Linked DNA regions of Homo sapiens: region 1 is linked to region 2. A link is a loop called in an ENCODE intact Hi-C map of the cell type or tissue named here. Cell type or tissue: heart left ventricle. All regions are shown on one strand. Each heading gives the region's core, and the rest is flanking DNA. Links, peaks and the distances in the headings are about the cores only.

Evidence for each region. Peaks named below come from ENCODE experiments on the same cell type or tissue, not always from the same donor. Only the 100,000 strongest peaks of a DNase experiment are listed, where the experiment ranks them.
Region 1: a loop joins it to region 2, with 3 times the contacts of the local background. A loop is called at or near these places in 13 of 110 quality-filtered maps.

Annotation. Positions count from the first base shown.
Region 1 is chr10:51,999,791-52,009,592 of GRCh38, reverse strand. All of the region lies in intron 5 of PRKG1 (protein kinase cGMP-dependent 1), which reads right to left. Among named protein-coding and RNA genes, the nearest start is that of CSTF2T, 310 kb to the right of the region's middle. In heart left ventricle, for the core only: a CTCF peak has its summit at 5,076; no DNase peak of the experiment used is centred there.
Region 2 is chr10:50,996,937-51,006,738 of GRCh38, reverse strand. It overlaps a transcript of PRKG1 not described here. Among named protein-coding and RNA genes, the nearest start is that of PRKG1, 73 kb to the left of the region's middle. In heart left ventricle, for the core only: a CTCF peak has its summit at 4,948 (motif pointing left); no DNase peak of the experiment used is centred there; H3K27ac peaks cover 1,975 bases.

The sequences.
Region 1 (9,802 bases), core at 762-8,761, 1.0 Mb before region 2:
TATGGCCATTTTAATGATGTTATTCTTCCTATCCCTAGGCATGAAATGTTTTTCCATTTGTTTATGCCATTTCTGATTTGTTTGAGCAGTGTTTTGTAATTACCATTGTAGAGATCTTTCACCTTCCTGGTTAGCTGTATTCTTAGGTATTTTATTCTTTATGTAGCAGTCATGAATGGAATTTCACTCCTAATTTGGCTCTTGACTTGGATGCTGTTGGTGCATAGGAATGACACTAATTTTTTGTACACTGATTTTGTATAATGAAAGTTTACTGAAGTTGTTCCTCAGATCAAGGACCTTTGGGGCAGAAACAATGGGGTTTTCTAGATATAGAATCACATCATCTGTAAATAGGAAGAATTTGACTTCCTCTCTTTCTATTTGGATGTCTCTTATTTCTTTCTCTTGCCTGATTGCTCTGGCCAGGACTTCCAATACTATATTGAATAGGAGTGGTGAGAGAGGGCACACTTGAGCTGTTTTTCAAGGGAATCCTTTCAGCTTTTGCCCATTCAGTATAATGTTGGCTGTGAGATTGTCATAGATGGCTTTTATTTTTTTGAAGTATATTTCTTCAATGCCTAGTTTATCGAGGGTTTTTACTATGAGGGGATGATGAATTTTATTGAAAGCCTTTTCTACATTTATTGAGATAAATATGTGTTTTTTTAGTTCTGTTTATGTGATGAGTCACATTTATTGATTTGCATATGTTGAACCAAACATGCATCCCAAGGATAAAGCCTACTTGATCATGGTGAATTAGCTTTTTAATGTGCTGCTAGATTCATTTTGCTAGTATTTTGCTGAGGATTTTTATATCTATTACATTCCTGTTGAAACTGTTCCAAAAAACTGGGGAGGAAACTTGACAATTTTTTAAAAACCAGCTCTTCTTTATACATCTTGTAGAATTTGGCTGTGAATCCAACTGGACTTTTCTTGGTTGGTAGGGTTTTTATTATTGATTCAACTTTGGAACTTGTTATTAGTCTGTTCAGGGATTTAATTTCTTCTGGTTGAGTTTTGGGAGATTGTATGTGTCCAGGAATTTATGCATCTCTTCTAGATTTTCTAGCTTGTGTGAACACAGGTGTTCATAGTAGTCTCTGATGGTTCTTCTGTATTTCTGTGAGGTCAGTGGTAATGTCCCCTTTGCCATTTCTAATGGTGCTTATTTGAATCTTCTCTCTTCTTCTCTTTATTAGTCTAACTAGTCGTCTATCTTATTAATTTTTTCAAAAAACCAACACCTACATCTGTTGATGTATTATGTGGTTTTACACGTTTCAATTTCCTTCAGTTCAGCTCTGATTTTGATTATTTCTTGTCTTCTGCTAGCTTTGAGGTTGGTTTGCTCTTGCTTCTCCAGTTCTTCTGCTAGTAATGTTAGGTTGTTAATTTGAGATCTTTCTAACTTTTTGATATGGGTGTTTAGTACTAGAAACTTCTCTCTTAATACTGATTTAGCTGTGTCCCAGAGATTCTGGTATGTTGTATCTTTGTTCTTATTAGTTTCAAAGATTTTCTTGATTTCTGCCTTAATTACATTATTTTCCAAAAGTCATACAGGAGCAGATTGTTTAATTTCCATGTAATTGTGTTATTTTGAGGGATTTTCTTGGTATTGATTTCAATTTTTACTGCACTGTAGCCCAAGACTGTGTTTGGTGTGATTTTTGTTTTTCCACATTTGCTGAGTACTATTTTATGTCTGATTTTAGAGTGTGTACCATTTTAGAATATGTACCATGTGATGAAAAGAATGTATATTCTGTTGCTTTTAGGTGGAGAGTTCTGTAGATGTCTATTAGGTCCATTTGGGCAAGTATTGAGTTCAAGTCCTGAATATTTTTGTTAATTTTCTGCCTCCATGATATGTTTAATACTGTCAGTGGAGTGTTGAAGACTTCCACTATTGTTGTGCAGGAATTCACATCTCTTCATAAGTCTCTAAGAATGTGCTTTGTGAATCTGGGTGTTCCTATATTGGGTGCACATATATTTAGATAGTTAGGTCTTCTTGTTGAATTCAGCCCTTTACCATTATATAATGCTGTTCACTGTCTTTTTGGTCTTTGTTGGTTTAAAGTCTATTTTGTGTGAAATTACAGTTACAATCTCTGCTTTATTCTGTGTTTTCTTTGCTTTGTATATTTTTCTTCATCCTGTTATTTGGAGCCTAAGAATGTTATTGTATATGAGGTGGGTCTCTTGAAGACAGCATAACATTTGGTCTCATTTCTTTATCCACCTTGCCACTCTGTGCCTTTTAAATGGGGGCATTTAGCCTGTTTACACTGAAGGTTAGTTTTGATACATGTGGATTTGATCCTGTCATTGTGATGGTAGTTGTTGATGTTAAATACAGACTCTTTTTTGTGGTTGCTTTATAGTTTACTTGTCTGTGTACTTAAGTGTGTTTTTGTACTTGCTGGTAACGGTCTTTCCTTTCCATAGAGCTTCCTTCAGCAGCTCCTGTAAGGCAGGTCTAGTCGTAACAAATTATTTCACCATTTGCTTCTCTGAAAAAGGATCTTATTTCTCCTTCACTTATGAAGTTTAGTTTGGTTGGACATGGAATTCCCGGTTGGAATTTTTTTTTCTTTAAGAAAGCTGAATACATGTCCCCAATGTCTTCTGGCTTGTGGGTTTCTGCTTAAAAGTGCACTGTTAGCCAGATGGGGTTCCCTTTGTAGGTGATCCACCCCTTCTCTCCAGCTGCCTTTAACATTTTTTCTTGCATTTTGACCTTAGAGAATGTAATCATTATGTCACTTAGGAATGATCTCCTTATGTAATATCTCACAGGGTTTCTTTGCATTTCCTAGATTTGAATGTTGGCCTCTCTAGCAAGGTTGGGAAAGTTTTCATGGATGATACCTGAAATATGTTTTCTAAGTTGCTTGTTTTTTCCCTCTTTCAGGGACATCAGTGAATCATAGATTTGGTCTTTATATGTAATCCCATATTTCTTGGAGGATTTGTTCATTATTTTTCATTCTTTTTTCTTCATTTTGGTCTGACTGAGTAATTTCAGAGGGCCAGTCTTTGAGCTCTGAAATTTTTTCCTCAGCCTGGTCTATTCTGCTGTTAATAACATTTGCATTATGCAATTCTTGTGTATTTTTCAGCTCTATCAGATTAGTTTGGTTCTTTCTTATAATGGCTATTTTGTATATCAGCTCCTGTATCATTTTATTATGATTCTTAGATTCTGTGGATTGAGTTTCTACATTCTCCTGAATCTTGATGATCTTCATTCCCATCCATATTCTGTATTCTATTTCTGTCACTTCGGCCATTTCAGCCTTGTTGAGAACCCTTGCTAGGGAACAAGTGTGGTCATTTGGAAGAAAGAAAGTGCTCTGGCTTTTTGAGTTGCCAGAGTTGAACGAGTTCTTACACTGGTTCTTTCTCATTTATGTGGGCTGATGATGTTCCTTCAATCTTTGAAGTTGCTGTCTTTTTGATAGACTTGTTTTTTTTGTTTGTTTGTTTGTTTTGTTTTCTTTTATCTTATTTGATGCCCTTGGGGGTTTGATTATGGTATAAGGTGGGTTCAGTTGACTGGCTTTGATGCTAGTTTGCTACTGTGTCTTAATGACACCTCTGATTATTCTCCCCATGCTTCAGTTCTTCTTCTCGGTGTTGTGGTCCAAGGGCCTCCTCAGGCAGATAAGCCATATCCTTGCCAGGTTGGCCCTGATCTGCATCTGTGTGCTTCCTGTGAAAACATGAGGTTGCAACTGACCACAGAGTTTAGGTGGAAGCAGGACTGTCAGGTTGGAACCTCCAGCATGTATGGCTCATTTGGCTATGGGAGGTAAGATTGGTGGACCTGCCCACCCTGACATCTGGATGTTTCTAGAGCAACAGAAGACTGCATCCCTCAGCAAATTCAGGCAGAAGTAGAACCACTGGGCTAGAAACTCTAACAGTCATTGCTCACCTGGCTACCAATGGCAGGGGTGGGTGGAAATGCCCATGTTACTGTCCATGTGCTTACTGGGACAACAGCGAGCTGTGCCCACCAGTTGAGTTCAAACAGAAGCAGGCCACAGGGCCAGAAGCTCTAGCATGCAATGCCTGCCTAACTACCAGTGGCAGGGTTGGGTGGGGTCACACACTTTGCTGTCCAGGTATTTCTCAGGACAATAGGAAGCTCCACAGCCTTTTAAAAACATGGGCACTGGCTGGTCACTGGGTGGTTCATGACTGTAATCCTAGCACTTTGGGAAGCTGAGGTGGGCACATCACTTGAGGCCAGTTCGAGACCAGCCTGGCCAACATAGCAAAAATCCGTCTCTACTGAATGAAAAAAAAAAAAAAAAAAAAGATGGGCATTACCCTTTCATTCATCCATAAGCCACATTGCTATATTGTATAAGTCACAAATGCCACATTGTCATATATGCCATTTCTCCAGGGTGGTATTAATGAAAAGAAAAGGCAAGCTTCAGGGTATAGAAAATAACTTAAGCAAACCCTTATAGAGAGCTTGCCTATCAAAAGTCCTGTAACACATGAAATAAGGAAGAAAATATATTTTGTTGGCTCCTAAAACTATAACTGAAAGGAAGGTGAAGGGGGATTTAGGCAAACTCATATTGATAATGATTAAATTTTTAAAAAATCATATTTCTTTTTCTTTTATTTTTTGGAGACTGGGTATCAGTCTGTCACCTAGGATGGAGTACAGTGGCATGATCACAGCTCACTGCAACCTCGACCTCCTGGGCTCAAGCAATCTTCCCACCTCAGTCTCCCAGTGTGCTGGGATTACCGGCATGAGCCACTGCGCCTCTAAAACTGTATTTTAATTTCAAAAATAGAACATGCTGAATGAATAATATGGTAACAATAGCAGCAAATTAAGTAAATTATGAACGTTTCCCCCCTACCACTTCCAGGTCACTCTGCAACACTAATCTCCTCTCCTTGAGCAAGACCTCACAAAACAGTCCCAAATATGACATTCCATGCTATGCATTTTTAAGGAAAATTAAATTAACTCCCTAACATACATAAGAATCATATTCGTTAGATGCTGTTCACACATTATCCAGTAGATGGGGATCTTTTGTCTAGATGGGCTCTGGGAGGATAGATTCAGTCCCAGGAGATGCTGAAGAGAAGTAATGATACTTCAGTTTTTAGCTAAGAATTAGTGTTGTCTTATCATCTTTATCTTGTTTTAATATATTTTAGGAATTTCTACCTGTTTATCAACATGCAGTTGACATTATTATTGTTTTCAACAATGCAAGTAACTCTTGCCTTCCTTCTTTCTTCTAATATTTATTTGTGCCAGAATTTTACTAGCATTTGAAAATATAATTAAAAACAAACACACACAAAAACAAAAATACCTGCCATCCCGGAGTTTACAGCCAAAAAGTGGTTTGTGAGGAGAATATCATTTTGAATAGAAACATCTAGAAGTTTACAAATTCAATGTCTTCTTAAAACACTTAGAGGAAATGACAAAAGTAGAGATAATTAATATGAATAGTTAATTTATTGAATGCTTATTACGTGCAAAAAGCTATACTAAACATTATATATACATTCAACTCTCATAATCTTATAACCTAGACAGTTATTGTTATTCACATTTTACAGATGAGAAAACTGACAGAGAGGTTAAATGACTTTCTAGGGCCACAAAGTAACTAGATTAAGGAGCTGAGCTACCAGTGCAGGAAGTCTGACTTCAGAGCCTACTCATGAGCACTAAGCTACAAAGAAGGATTCAGAGGGACATAGATGGGCTGCAGAAATATGAGAGGAAAACCAGGATTGATTGAGGAATTGTTTCTCTAGGTTATTATTATCTCTCTGTGTCTCCTATATGTATCCATAACAGCTTGTGGATTGCTCAGCTAGAGAAAATGTCAGCTTTCTCTTCTGTAGCTTCCCCAGACGGATATTCCTGACTCTTCGTCTGGTTCGTATCTGGGTTCTGAGAGTCTGACCAGCATCAGATCTTTGGAAGGTGTTCAATAATGTTTGCTGAATAAATGTATATATGAGAAAGACACAACTGTTGGGAGGGGCAAGAAAAGGACAAAAAAGATGAGCACAAGACTCCAAAACTTCTTTACTGTTGCTGTTCTTACAATGTTTCATAGCCAAGTTGTTTCCCTCATGACTTTCTTAATCCTACTTCTATTTTACCTACATGATTGAACACCTGGATTTGCAAAGGAGAATGGAATTTGAGGATAATGAGATTTAGACTAAAAAGAACACAAACTCAAAATAAATGAATCAAGAAATTTCAGAAAGCTGCATCATAGGTCATATAGGGAACTGTAAATGTGTTATAATTGAGGAAACTGTATTTCAACAAGGTTAATTCACTTTCTTAAGGGCACCAGTTAATTAGTGGCACAGCCAAGATCCTATCTCTTAAAAGTAGCACTGTCCTTCACTCAGTACACAGTGTAGTTTGGTCATAAAAAAAGAATGATACCGGGATGGAACCAGGAAAGAAGAGTTTGCAGGCTTAAACACCATGCAAGGAGGCATTTGGTGAAAGAAATGCAGAGACAGAGTTGAGAACGGTAAATGAGACACAGCCAGAATAAGATTCATAAACAAATAACCACTATGCACTAAAACCACAACCTCACATGTCATACTAACTTTCGCTAACTCAAATTCTATTATGTTTACTCTCACACTTTTGCTGGATTGTGTAGAAAAAAAAATATTTTAATTGGTACACTGAAAAATGCCTCCAACTGTAACCATATATGTCAAGAGAGCTGAAAAAGTGCAAGAAAAAACTGCTGCTGATGATCTTTCATAGTGTTTTTAGTATTTACATGAACAGCATAGGGTGTTAACATTTATATCTTGATGTATTATAAACTCATCTTTTACATCTTCCCTAGTTCTTTGTCCAAAGGCACATGCTGTGAAACCCAAAGAAAAGAAAAGCTGCCACTCAATAATTAGTAATATAAAAACTCAGGGATAGATTCTCTCCTTAACTGGAGCAATCTTGAGGGTGAGTCACCTACACAATGGCACATTATTTTGTTTTATTCTACGTCAACAGCACAGTGCCATTGAGTGGATCCGTGTTAACATTTCTCAGAAAGAAAGGAGGGAAGGCAAGAAAAAAGGAAGAAATGAAGAAAAGGAGGCACCAGTGTGTTATAAGACAAACCATCACAAAATAGTAAGAAGAAAGCATTAACCAAACTCTGAGTGGAAACAAAAAGTATTCCCTCAAATTGTGTAGATACTGTATAAAGCTTAAGAAGTGATGACAAAAGCAGACAGGCTTAATTTGTCAAAACCAGAAATGTGCCTAATAATAAACAGAATTTGCAAAGAACTTGTTATGTAATCCATCACTGAAAAAGAAGGCAGTATTAAAAATATAAATCTGAGCTTGTCTTTTGCCAAGTAATTGGATAATAGGATTATAATCCTTCAAATTAAAACTGGTCTTGAAATAATTGATCACAAATGTAGAAAGAATAATATTTCTTGGGAATACTTGTGAAGAGATGGGAAATGGGTTTATAGATCTCACTGATAGTTATTAGCTTAATTTTTCCTTTCCTTTTCATGGATCATATACAATTCTTATTTCATGGTTGCTGTTCTTTTTTCCATACCAAAGGAAGAGAATCAGCCCCAACTTCACATGTGTTTTGTGTAACCATTTACTCTAGATTTAAACAGTTTAAAAGATGTATGAGGTGAAGTAATATTAAGACTGTCCATTTTATAGTTCTAAATTCCATACGTTAAGAATCAAGAATCTTAATAATAAACAGGAGTTCATACCAAGTAAATATGGGTGGTTGAGATGACAATTCTGTACATTTAAACAATGGTGGTAGAGGTTATTTTTATTTCCTTTTACTTCTATTTTTGTTTCAATACATTTTTAAGTATTTACTTTTGCTACTCAGGACACTTTAAAAGTCTGCTATTAAGATAGAGAGTCTTATATTTAAATACCACTTAACAGATTTTTAGGGAAAAAAAATGACTGAAGGAAAAAAAATCCCTCATCTATAAATTCCTAAAAAAGAGGCAAAAATTTTCAACAAGTTTTACTGAGGTATGACTGACAAAAAAAGTTGTATATGTTTAGGATATACAATGTGATGTTTGGATGTAGGTATATACATTGTAAAATGATTACCACAAGCTAATTAACATATGCATCACCTCACATAGTTATGTTTTTTTTTTTTATGGTGAGAACACTTGAAATATCTCTTAGCAAATTGCAGTGTACAGTACATTATTAACTATAGTCACCATGTTGTACATTAGGTCTCTGTATTTATTCTTCTTATAACTGAAGTGTCCATCAACAGATGAATGGGTAAAGAAAAGTTATACACAATGAAATATTATCCAGTCTTGAAAAAGAAGGAAATCCTGTCATTTGTAAAAACATGGTTGAACCTGCAGGACATTATGCTAAGTGAGATAAGCCAGACACAGAAAGACAAATACTGCATGACCTCACTTAAATGTGGAATCGAAAAAAAAACTTTGAACCCACCGTAATAGAGAGTAGAATGGTAGTTACTAGGTGTTTGGCAGGGAGAGGAGATATAGTTCACAGGGTACAAAACTTCAGGGTACAACTCAAAAAATTGAAGTCATTTTTTTGAGTTGCTCAAATTTCAGATTCTTGTGATGGCTTTTAAGCTGTTACATTATTAAAACTTTTTGACTTTTTGGTTGTAAAGGGATTTTATTACATTGAAGTGATTAGTAGCTGGAAGACAAATTTCATTTGATACTCTGGCAATTAAGATCTTCTTTAAACCATTTTTGCTTACTAATTCAATGTGTGAGAGTGTGTTTTTATGTTCACGAATATTTTAACAACAACAAAAAAGAAAAAAACCCTATGGTGTTGTTGAATAAGTAGAAGAGATAGAAGAAGAGAAGCAGTTAGAAGATGTCAAGTTATAAGAAGTCCAGTCCTTCTAAGATCTCTGAAAGGGTGCTTTCATTCACAACCAATTCTGTATTACCCAAAAGAACTCTAACTCAAACTACGCACCACAATATTTCAACAAAATACAGGCCATGTTCGTGTAAATGCCAATCTTGATTTCTCACCTTCTATATTTAGATTCCCATTGAGTAGCTCAAGAAAAATGCATGTGTAGAGATGAAAATACACAATAAATAAGATTATCACCTTGAAGTATTAAAATACTTCTTTTAATTTACAGAAACATTTCAATCATCTGTTGAAATTATATATATATATTGCTGTCTCACTCATTTTTGATATCTCCAATGTTTATGTATAGTCTACGAAAAACAATAATGCAGTTTCCTTTTTCATAGCACTTATCCTCTCCTGCCTTCTAATGTCCTATCATAAAACAATGCAGCTAAACAGAAGTCAAATATGTATCATCCTGAGCTCTGCTTTTTTATTATCTCCCATAAATGTGGAACTGCATTTTATCTGAGATTTTATTTGAAAAAAATGTAATGGAAAGGGTGTGAGTGAACTTTATGGAACAACAATAAAGGAACAAAACATGAAAATGCATTAAAAAATCAGAAAGGGTTATAATATTCCATAGTACATTAAAAAGCCAAATTGAAACCTTTTATTGGACTAATATAAATTCGAAAATTTTTCCTATGCCAAACTTCTGATCCATATTCTGCCTAACTTCATTATTCTTTAGTCTTGCTATTATTGTTGTTTAACTTTGTTTAAAAAATATATAGTTGAAAAAAGTTAACCTTTTTATCTCATGATCCCTTAAAATGCATGGAGATATACAAA
Region 2 (9,802 bases), core at 1,289-9,288:
TATATTGTAATGGGGTGGTGGGGAGGGGGCGTGAAATGCATGGAAAGAAAACTGAGACAACACCATGGATGGAAAAGAAAGAAAGGAAAATAAGTCCTAAATATGACCTATGTCAGAGTACCATCTGTGATTCAGGAAATTACTCCGAAAATAGGGTCAGAGCTATTTCAATGAGCAAAATTAGATCCAAGTATAGAGTTAGAAATATGGGAAGAATACACATGGGCCCATTCCTGTCACAGGGTTAAAAGTTCTTATATATTTGGTGAATGAAGTCAGAATCAATAAATGATAACAATGAGAGCTAACATTTATTGAATGACTACATTCTATAAGGCAATAAACTAAATCTATTACATGCATGAGCTCATTTAATCCTCTCAACAACCTTGAGAGGTTTTTAATAATTGAAGAGGCTGTGGTTTTGTGTGTATTTTTGCATGATAACGTCAGGTTAGTACGGACACAAAGTGTCTTTGGATCTCCAAAATAGTTCATATGTCTTCCCACATATTAGCTGATTGACTGATAGATCCAACTGCCTTGGGAGAAATAAAATCTGAAATAGTATTAGTCCACATGAAAAAGCTCAAATACAGTAAAACCAGTCTCTAAGCTGCAAACAGGCACTGGGGCTACACAAAGGCTTAACACTGACATGGGGAGATGGGCACATACAGAGAAAGTTCAGTGGAAGCACACCTCCCCCTCCAGCCTTCAGAGTTTGAAACTGAGGTCAACTGCACCGTTAGAATATCTACAAACAGCCCCTAACCCATATCTCTACATCTGCAACTCCACCAGATATGAAAAGTTATCCCCTCATTATTCCTGAGAACTGAACAACGAATAGACAATGAGAGGAGGGGAGAGAAAGGCTTTTGTGAAATAAGGCACCCAGCCTGGAAAAATATGCACAACTGTCAATGATCCCTGCCCACTCAGACATTCTAGCACTCTGAGCAGCTCTTCCAGCAATTCCAGTGTCTTTCCCTGAGCCTGAAATAGCTGGTCCCCTCAGGGTTCCTGCCTTATGGACAATTCATCACAGTGTTTCGTTTAAACTCGGCCTTCAAAAGCGGCTCTGCTAAGAAATTCATTCTAGAGTTGGTTGGGGTGTTAACCTGAGTGACAACACATTTTGTGATCTGCAAACCAGATCATAAAAAGACACTTTATGTTATTAATATGGTAATAATACCTAAACCATCTCATTTCCTTTTGTCCTATTGTTCCAATTTACAAATGTCCAGCTTACCATGTCACTGGAATATCAGTCTTTCTGAACTTCTTGATATTTGCTTGATTTGTCATTTTTGTTTTGTCCATCAAAGGAGACGAACAAAGATATCTTCTAAAATCCTTTCAAAGCAAGAGGCACTATAAACTTACTACCAAAACTAAATTTTTCAAAAGCTCTAAAACTTTTAAATCTGTGATTCCCGGGATCATTTTATTTTATTTTTTTTTAATTATCACAACCTACCCTGTTACTCCTGCACAAGAGTAGGCTGAAATTTCTAAGGTTATCCTTCCTCCTCCCCCAAAATGATTTTACCTTTTGGCTCCAATCACACGATTGAATACCCTTAATATGATTGAATTCTGATCCAAATAAATGTTTGCAAAGATATCGTTCAGTAAATCTAGTCCAATATCACTACAATGACCAAGAAAAAAATAATGAAATGAAATCTCTACCGAGGTTGCCATCCTATAAAAGGAAATCTCCACTGAGTGGTTCCAATACCATATATGTCCAAATCTCCCTACTAGCCTTTTGAAAAAAAAGTAGCTGAGAGACTTGGAATTTGTTATTTTCCCAAGTGGGAGCTAGAATATCAAAAATTTATTTTGATGAAAAGAAAAACAAATCATTATGATTCTTAGAGAAGGACTTGTGGTTATTTTATTTAAGAGCAATAGATACAGTTTTATCCTTATTTTCCTTATTTTCAAAATTACACTGTAGCAATTAATTTTTTTTTTCAGCTTAAACACACACACAGGCACACACCCACAAACATCAAACCAAGTGCACAATATGGACTTTATAAACCTGAAAAGTAAAAGGGCATGTAAACATCATTCCGAAAAGAGCATTCTCATGAATGTAACTCAAGTATAAAAAAAAGAACCTTCCACGTTTCCACTAAGTTTGCACATTTGATTTTTTTTAATTCTGTCTGTCTTTAATGTAGAAAATTAATTTTGTTTATGCTGCCAGCCCACAGTTTTTTGTTTTGTTTTTTGTTTTTGTTTTGTTTTGTTCTGATTTTGAGACAGAGTTTCTCTCTTGTTGCCCAGGCTGGAGTGCAATGGCACAATCTTGGCTCACTGTAACCTCCACCTCCCAGGTTCAAGCACTTCTCCTGCCTCAGCCTGTCCAATAGCTAGGATTACAGGCACCACCACGTCCGGATAACTTTGTATTTTTAGTAGAGACGGGGTTTCTCCATGTTGGTGAAGCTGGTCTCGAACTCCCAGCCTCAGGTGATCTGCCCACTTTGGCCTCCCAAAGTGCTGGTATTATAGGCATGAGCCACCGTGCCCGGCCAGTATACATTTTTTAATAGAAAAGTTTATAGATCATTTATCTCATATAGGAAGTGTATGTATAATCACATAAACTAAAAAAGTCAAATATTAATAGTTTTTTTGACCTAGGACTCTCACTGTTTGGAATTAATCCTATAAATAAATACATAAATAACATATGAGAAAATGTGTACAATATCAATTGCAGCATTGAATGCTTGCAAAAAACTTGCCAAAATATCAGTATCAATAAGCTGAGGTACATGAATACTATGGAATTACTATTCCATAGCTATTAGAAAGACCAATATGGACTGATCTGGAAAGAAGCCTAGGTACTATTATTAAGCAAAAAGAGCAGGTTACTGAGGAGTGTTATGGAATTATTTTATTTCGGGTGAAAAAATAAAACCCTCCAAATAAGCAGGTGAGTTCTCTCTCTACATATAAAGATTTACGGAAACATACGGAAAGTTTAACATTGGGTATCTGCTGGAAGACAAGTAGAAAGATTGGGAGGAGAAAATAAAATGTTTATGTTTTTATTATCTGACAACCAGCACACATTGTTTTTGCAATTAAAACAATCAAGGAAGCAGACATAGGCTAAGAAGAGATTAAAGTCAGCAAGTCTGAGATTTAGCGTATGCTCATAAGTATCACAAAAGCATGTCCGGACTTTTAACATGGCAAATGGGGATTTGGTACCACAAAACAGAAACTTTTTCTTCTTTTTCTAATTGCTCTAATATCAAGAAGCCCAGAGATTCCACAGCCTGTCTCCTTTTGTGTGGACACCTCTCGTGATGCCCTGGAGTCAGATGGTGAGTCTGGGTAACCGGGGGATTTCAATGTAGCATGCTTCAAACCCTGCTGCTATACTTCGGGAATTTGTCTTGGCCTAGATAACAAACTAGAAAGATCAGAGAAAATAAAAGATATTACTGTCTATTGCTTGCTTCACTATGTCCAATGCAGGCTAGGTGTTCTGTTGTTGTTGTTGTTGTTGTTGTTGTTGTTGTTGTTGTTGTTGTTTTGGCCCTGCAGACACGAGAAAGCATACCCAACATTCAATCTACCCTTGGTTCTCTCTGGCAGTCATAGACAGTGTAACATTGTTTTTTTCCTAACCTAGGAAACATATTGACTACTGTCCCAGAGAGCATTTCTATACATTGATAACCTCAAATAAATATATCACAGAATTTCAAAACACTTTTTATAAAAGCATCTTATTGTCAAACAGGGCATGAAAATGTGAACTGTTCTAAATTCTCAAGTTCCCTTCTTGCCTGTTTATCTAAGTATGATCTAACACAGTATCTGAGCAAAAAGACCAATTAAAGAGGCCAAGGAATAGCATTAATCCAAAACTGACTTGTTTTGACCCAGAGTACAACTTCCTTTTACCACTGACCCTTGATTGCTGGGACAGACCAAAATAAGTACATTTCTCCTCAGCGTTAAATCACAAATGATGCCAGTAGCAAGACTGCTTCACATCCAGGCCCCTGGGAGGTTTCACATGAAAGGGGTCACAGACTGAATGAAATAGCCTTTTACAGGAAGGCTGAATGGCACTCTCTGAGGGAATATTGATCCAAAAATGTACAGCCCATTAGACCCAACCCACAATGTAACCCTGTGTGGTATAAGCCAGACTACTCTTTACCCTAAAATTTTTGAGAGGCAGTTTATATTCAGAGTAGAGTATCTCATAAAACACTTTGCTATTCTCTTAAAAATATTTAGATACATGTAAATAAATAATCATATTAACTTGATTATTAAAATATTTTTATAATGGGAATCTCAGATTACAATAGGCCACATTAAGATTTAATTAATTACATTCTAGAATCACAGAATTATCAAGGAGATCAAGCAACCTATTATGAGTTTCATCTAATAACTGATCTAATTTTTTCCTATAATAATTTTCTTTTAATTTGTTATGGGGGTAGAAGGGAGTGAATAGGAAGCCATTCCTTTAGTCTCCTCACACATACTTTTTTTTTTTTACTACTATTAATTTTCCATTATTTCTCTGTTTTCTCCTCTCAGCCAAATATAAGTCCAGAGGTTTCCTCATAGGGGTTTTAGGAATTTCCCAGAGTCAATGTTCAAAGAACTCTCCATGCAAACTGTACTCTTTGTTTCTCTATTCCTTAAGACAAACATCGAGAAGAAAATTTAGCTTTTTAAATATATTCCCCAAAACCACTACTAACTGGAAAAAAATGTAAGACCATATGTACTTGATAATACACTTTTCAAACTTATAAATCCTGATATTGAGAAAGTTATATATTTGACAATATATTTTAAAATTCAACTAAAAGCCATTTCAAACTCCTAGTGGAGCCCACAATTGTTAAATATTATACTTCTGCTGCCATCTTGTGGTAATGGTTGAAATCTCTCTATGTCTCCCCCTCTATCTTCTCCCCACCGTACCACCTCTTTTTTGTTGTTTTTCCTACATTTAGGAGGGTACTTCTACTCAAACCTTAAGGATTCCCTTTCTTAAGCCATAGGGGAGATGACCTGAACAATGCTCTAGAAAGAAAAGTGGATGTTTGCAAATTCCTCATCCTGTATGTAATATACTTCTTTTCTCCTTATATTTTTCTCGTTTAACAAAGCCATTCCTTTTAACAATATAATTTAATACAAAAAACACATAGTTTTAATTTGGAATAATCTAATTTTTTTTCTACAAGGAAAGGGAACAGATTAAGGGAAAATAAATGTGTATCCTATCAAAGATTTTTCCCTTCCAAACTTTTTCCAAATTGTTTCTTTACAAAGAAAGGAGTCGGGGGAAGCACCATGTATTTCTGCTATAAAATACCACATGATGGAATGGCTCTTCACAGCCACAGGCATCTACTGTCAGGAATCAAGAAGGAGCCTGGAGGAGGAAATGAGAGGCCTCGCTGTGGAGACAGTACGGGAAGTGAGAGCTCCCCAGGGAACCCAGACTGGATGGAAGTGGGTGCCCCAGCATCCTTTATTATTTCTAGGCTGGCCTCTTCAGCCATGGACCTCACTGTCTCAAGGCAAGAGAGTTTATAAATCTGAAGGAGGATGAGAGTCAAATGTTTTTCTGATGATGTATTAATGTGAGCAATTTTTAACCAGAATGACTTATCCTCAAAGCAAGAATATATTTCATGAAAACCACCATCTCCATCTAACTCTATGTCCCCACAGCAATTCCTATGAAGAAGTTGACAAACAGCATGCAAGGAGTCATTCAAACACAGATACAGAGAGAACTCGGCCAGAATTCTTCAAACAGGGCAGTGGGGAGCAAAAACACAAACAGGAGAACAATCCATTTCATTCCTTGTTGAAAATGACTTTAAAACAATCTTTCCCAAAACTTTCTTGTGTACCCTTATTGACATTACGCACAATCTGTATTTTTACACCTCATTCTTAAAAAAAAAAATCTATGAACTCTTAATACTTAGCCTTACCCTCAGCAACATAGCTACACAGCATGGATTTGATGTGATTGTTGTATGTTTTCTCCCAACACTTATTAAAATATCTATAACTATAAAATAAATTCACTTCTCTACCACATAGAAGCATCCCTGGTGCCACCAATTATATAAACATCACACTTTGGGAACCATTGTTATGAAATTCAGGTGCTGGCTAAGTAGAATCTAGTGAATCTTACATTTACTTATAAATAATTAGCGTTAAGTGACACAGAGTCAAGATTCTGATTTTCAGAACCATAGCTCAGATCAGAGGCTCTCAAACATTTTTTTCTGCAGTGATTCACAAGATAGATGACATTCCCATGTGCAACATACTCTTGTGAAAAGACAAGACTGTCTGTGGATTATGTGCAATTTCCTGCCATGTATTTGTAATCTTCCCAGTCAAGAAAGCCAACTGGAATGCAAGAAAATGGCTATCCCTCGGGAGGTGCCTGTGAGTGCACGCAATCTTATTTTTTAAGAAACAAATTATTCATGAATTTTGATTTTTAAGCCATTATTTACTCATTTCTACCTTACAACTAATCAAATACACACCATTGTCATGGCACCACAGTTAAACCTGCCAGAGTAAAGCACAGGATATTGGATTGAGTATTTTGGAGTGATATTTTTCTCTGAGAGGAGACCAAATGGAGTGTGAACTGGTTTTATTCTTGGGAAGGCTTCAGGATTTTTAAAATTTGTTTTTTAATACGTTCTAGATAGTGCTCCTCTTACCTCTTCTCTGAAAAGTAGCATGTGGGAAGAGAAATGTATGGTAAGCTGAGGTTTTTACTTGGCTGGAATTTTTACTGTAAACAGACCTGGTTTCTACCCAAGGGTTTACAACCTGAGATACAAAATAATTTTCTATTTGGAAAATTTTTAGCATATGTAGCCAAGTACCTTGGTGACCATGTGATACATGAAATTAGTATTATCTGCACTATGGGGGCAATGAGAAGCATCAAGAAAAATATTAACATTTACCCAAAGGCTTATAGATTTGCTTATTAGACAATAACAGTACCATATAGTTGAATAAATAGACCCACAAATATTTGCAAGAGGCAAACATACAATTATTTTTAGAACCCTATAAGGTTTTTGCCAGTACTTTTCCAGCATTTGAGGTCAGAGTACTCAAATAAAGACACATCTGAGAATTTAAAACACATTTTAAAGTACTCTCTAAATTGGACTAAAAAGGAAGGAGAGTCTGAATTAGGAATAAGTCCGAGAGGATAATTGAAGAAGTGTAGTTGCAATATACCTATTACAAATAAAACAGTCAAACTAAATCCTAACAAGCTGATTACAGTAGTCATCTTCCTGGATTTGCCTTAATAAATAAACACTCAGATGAAATCAGCACAGTCATGTTATCATCTTGCACATGAAAGTGCTATCAGTGGGTTCAAATACATAACAAAATCAATCCAAATCAAATCCTTGAATAACAAATTAACTGCTTAGGACTAATTTCCAAGAATATATAAAATCAATATGTACTAGAAAAAGGTTGAAGATGCGGCTAGCACACTGGACAGGAAAAATTACAGTGTTTTAAAACTTTTGAGTCAATATAAACTTAATATTGATTGAATTTAAAACTACATAATTTTCTAAGGTAGTATGGGTTTCTATCATATTCATATGTAAGAAACAATTTTAAAATGTTTAAAATAAAATCAACATAGTATACCCCAAAGTTGGTGATCCATCAATAATGTTTAGTGAGCAGTGCAGAGAAAGTTAAGCATTTTTAAAACGAACTCTGTTATTTAAGAACAGCAATAAGTAAAACAGGGAGATTAGTTTCTACTACCAGTCATTATATAATAAAACAAATCTATTTAAAAGACATACATTTTCTGGATATATCCATTTTGCAGGGTGCAAATATTTTAAAGCTTTGTTTTGTTGTTGTTGTTATTTTGTTTTTTGAGATGGAGTCTCTGTCATTTTGTCGCCTAGGCTGGAGTGCAGGGGCACGATCTTGGCTCACTGCAACCTCTGCCTCCCAGGTTCAAGCGATTCTCCTGCCTCAGTCTCCCAAGCAGCTGGGACTACAGGCATGTGCCACCATGCCTGGCTAATTTTTGTATTTTTAGTAGAGACGGTGTTTCACCATTTTGGCCAGGCTGGCCTCAAACTCCTGACCTAAAGTGATCTGCCCACCTTGGCCTCCCAAAGTGCTGGGATTACAGGCATGAGCCACTGTGCCCAGCCTAAACCATGTATTTTCAACATGAACGATTAATAAATAATTATTTCTGAAACCTTAGAAAATTTAAATTATATAATATCTGAGACATCTGAGAACATGAAAGATTTTAAGAGATTAGAGTAATAGTTTGAGTAAGAAATCTGCTCCATATTTGCTGTCATATGACTTGTGCAAATAAAACAGATCTAACAGGAGTTACAGATGTTAAGCCAGAAGAAATACAAGGACCCGAAAGAGGGACACACAACACAGGCAGATCCAGGAGCATGGAAAAGGAGAAGAAAAATCATCACTGGGTAAAAGAAGGATGAAATACTTCAACAAGGAGTGGCAAACACTGAATCCAGTACCTTTTTCCGGGCTAAGCACTGGGCTATGTGACTAATATGAAGCACAAGCATTTTACAAACTATAAGATGCTGTGATCTACTTATAATAACAGACCTAAGAAGTAAACCCTCCTTTCCATAGGAAACTGATTTGGATCAACCTAGAGGGTTTTCACAGTAATAATTATTATAAGAAATGCACATTTGTAAATTTAATAAAGTGGTGACAGTTTGACACGTGTGTATGTGTTCATATATACACACATATGTATACACATATTTTTCTTTTCCCTTAAATTATTATTTTTTACTTCCTCTTTTCTCTTCAGGGACCCAAAAGCACAGCACACCAATGACTCTAGACTCAAGGTCAGTATTCCTTTCTGACAATTCCCAAACTTCTGAGCTTTCATTTTTGTGAAACAGGATATGCTATCCCTGGTTTATCTCAGAGCTCACAGTAACTTCCAAGAGCTACAAGAAACCTAGATAACAAGGGTCCTGAACTCTGATAAGCAGATTCTCAATGGCAAATGAAAATAATTATTCATACCCTGAGCAACTATGAAATCACCTGAAAATCTTATCAAAAGAAAAGGTTTTAACGCACTCTCAGCATCTCTTACATGTTATGGTGAGAGGGCACTAGGAAACAGGACCGTAGTCAGGAAAGAGGAAAAAGATACGACATCTTTTGTTTTTTCAGGTCTGTTAGAAATAGTTTCATGAGGGTCAAATTTCCAGTGAATACATGATTAAATGTAAACTTTCAACCTGTGCATATATTGGTAATTCAAATGGAACAAGAACTCCTGGTGTATTAGAAATACATTTGGAAAATGCACAAGACTCTGGAACTTGAACTAACCCCAAAGCAAAATCAATGTGTCTTAAATAACAAGTTAAACAGATAAGTTGAAGACCTCAATTCACCAACTCTGGTACCGATGCAAAATAAAAAAACAAACAACCCAAATTTTCTTTCAGGTCTTATTTCCGAGATCCTTTAAAGGACACTTCCACGAGGATTTGCTCAGTTTTCTCATCACTAAAATCAAGACACTACCACCTCCTGTACAGCCTTGACTGAAAGCATGTATGAAGTGCTTATGCTCAAGCCCTGTCCTCTTCAAATCACATCTGGCAAGATACAAGGATGTTTACAAGCCGTGCTGCCTAAAAATTTTCCTTTCCCTTCCTCA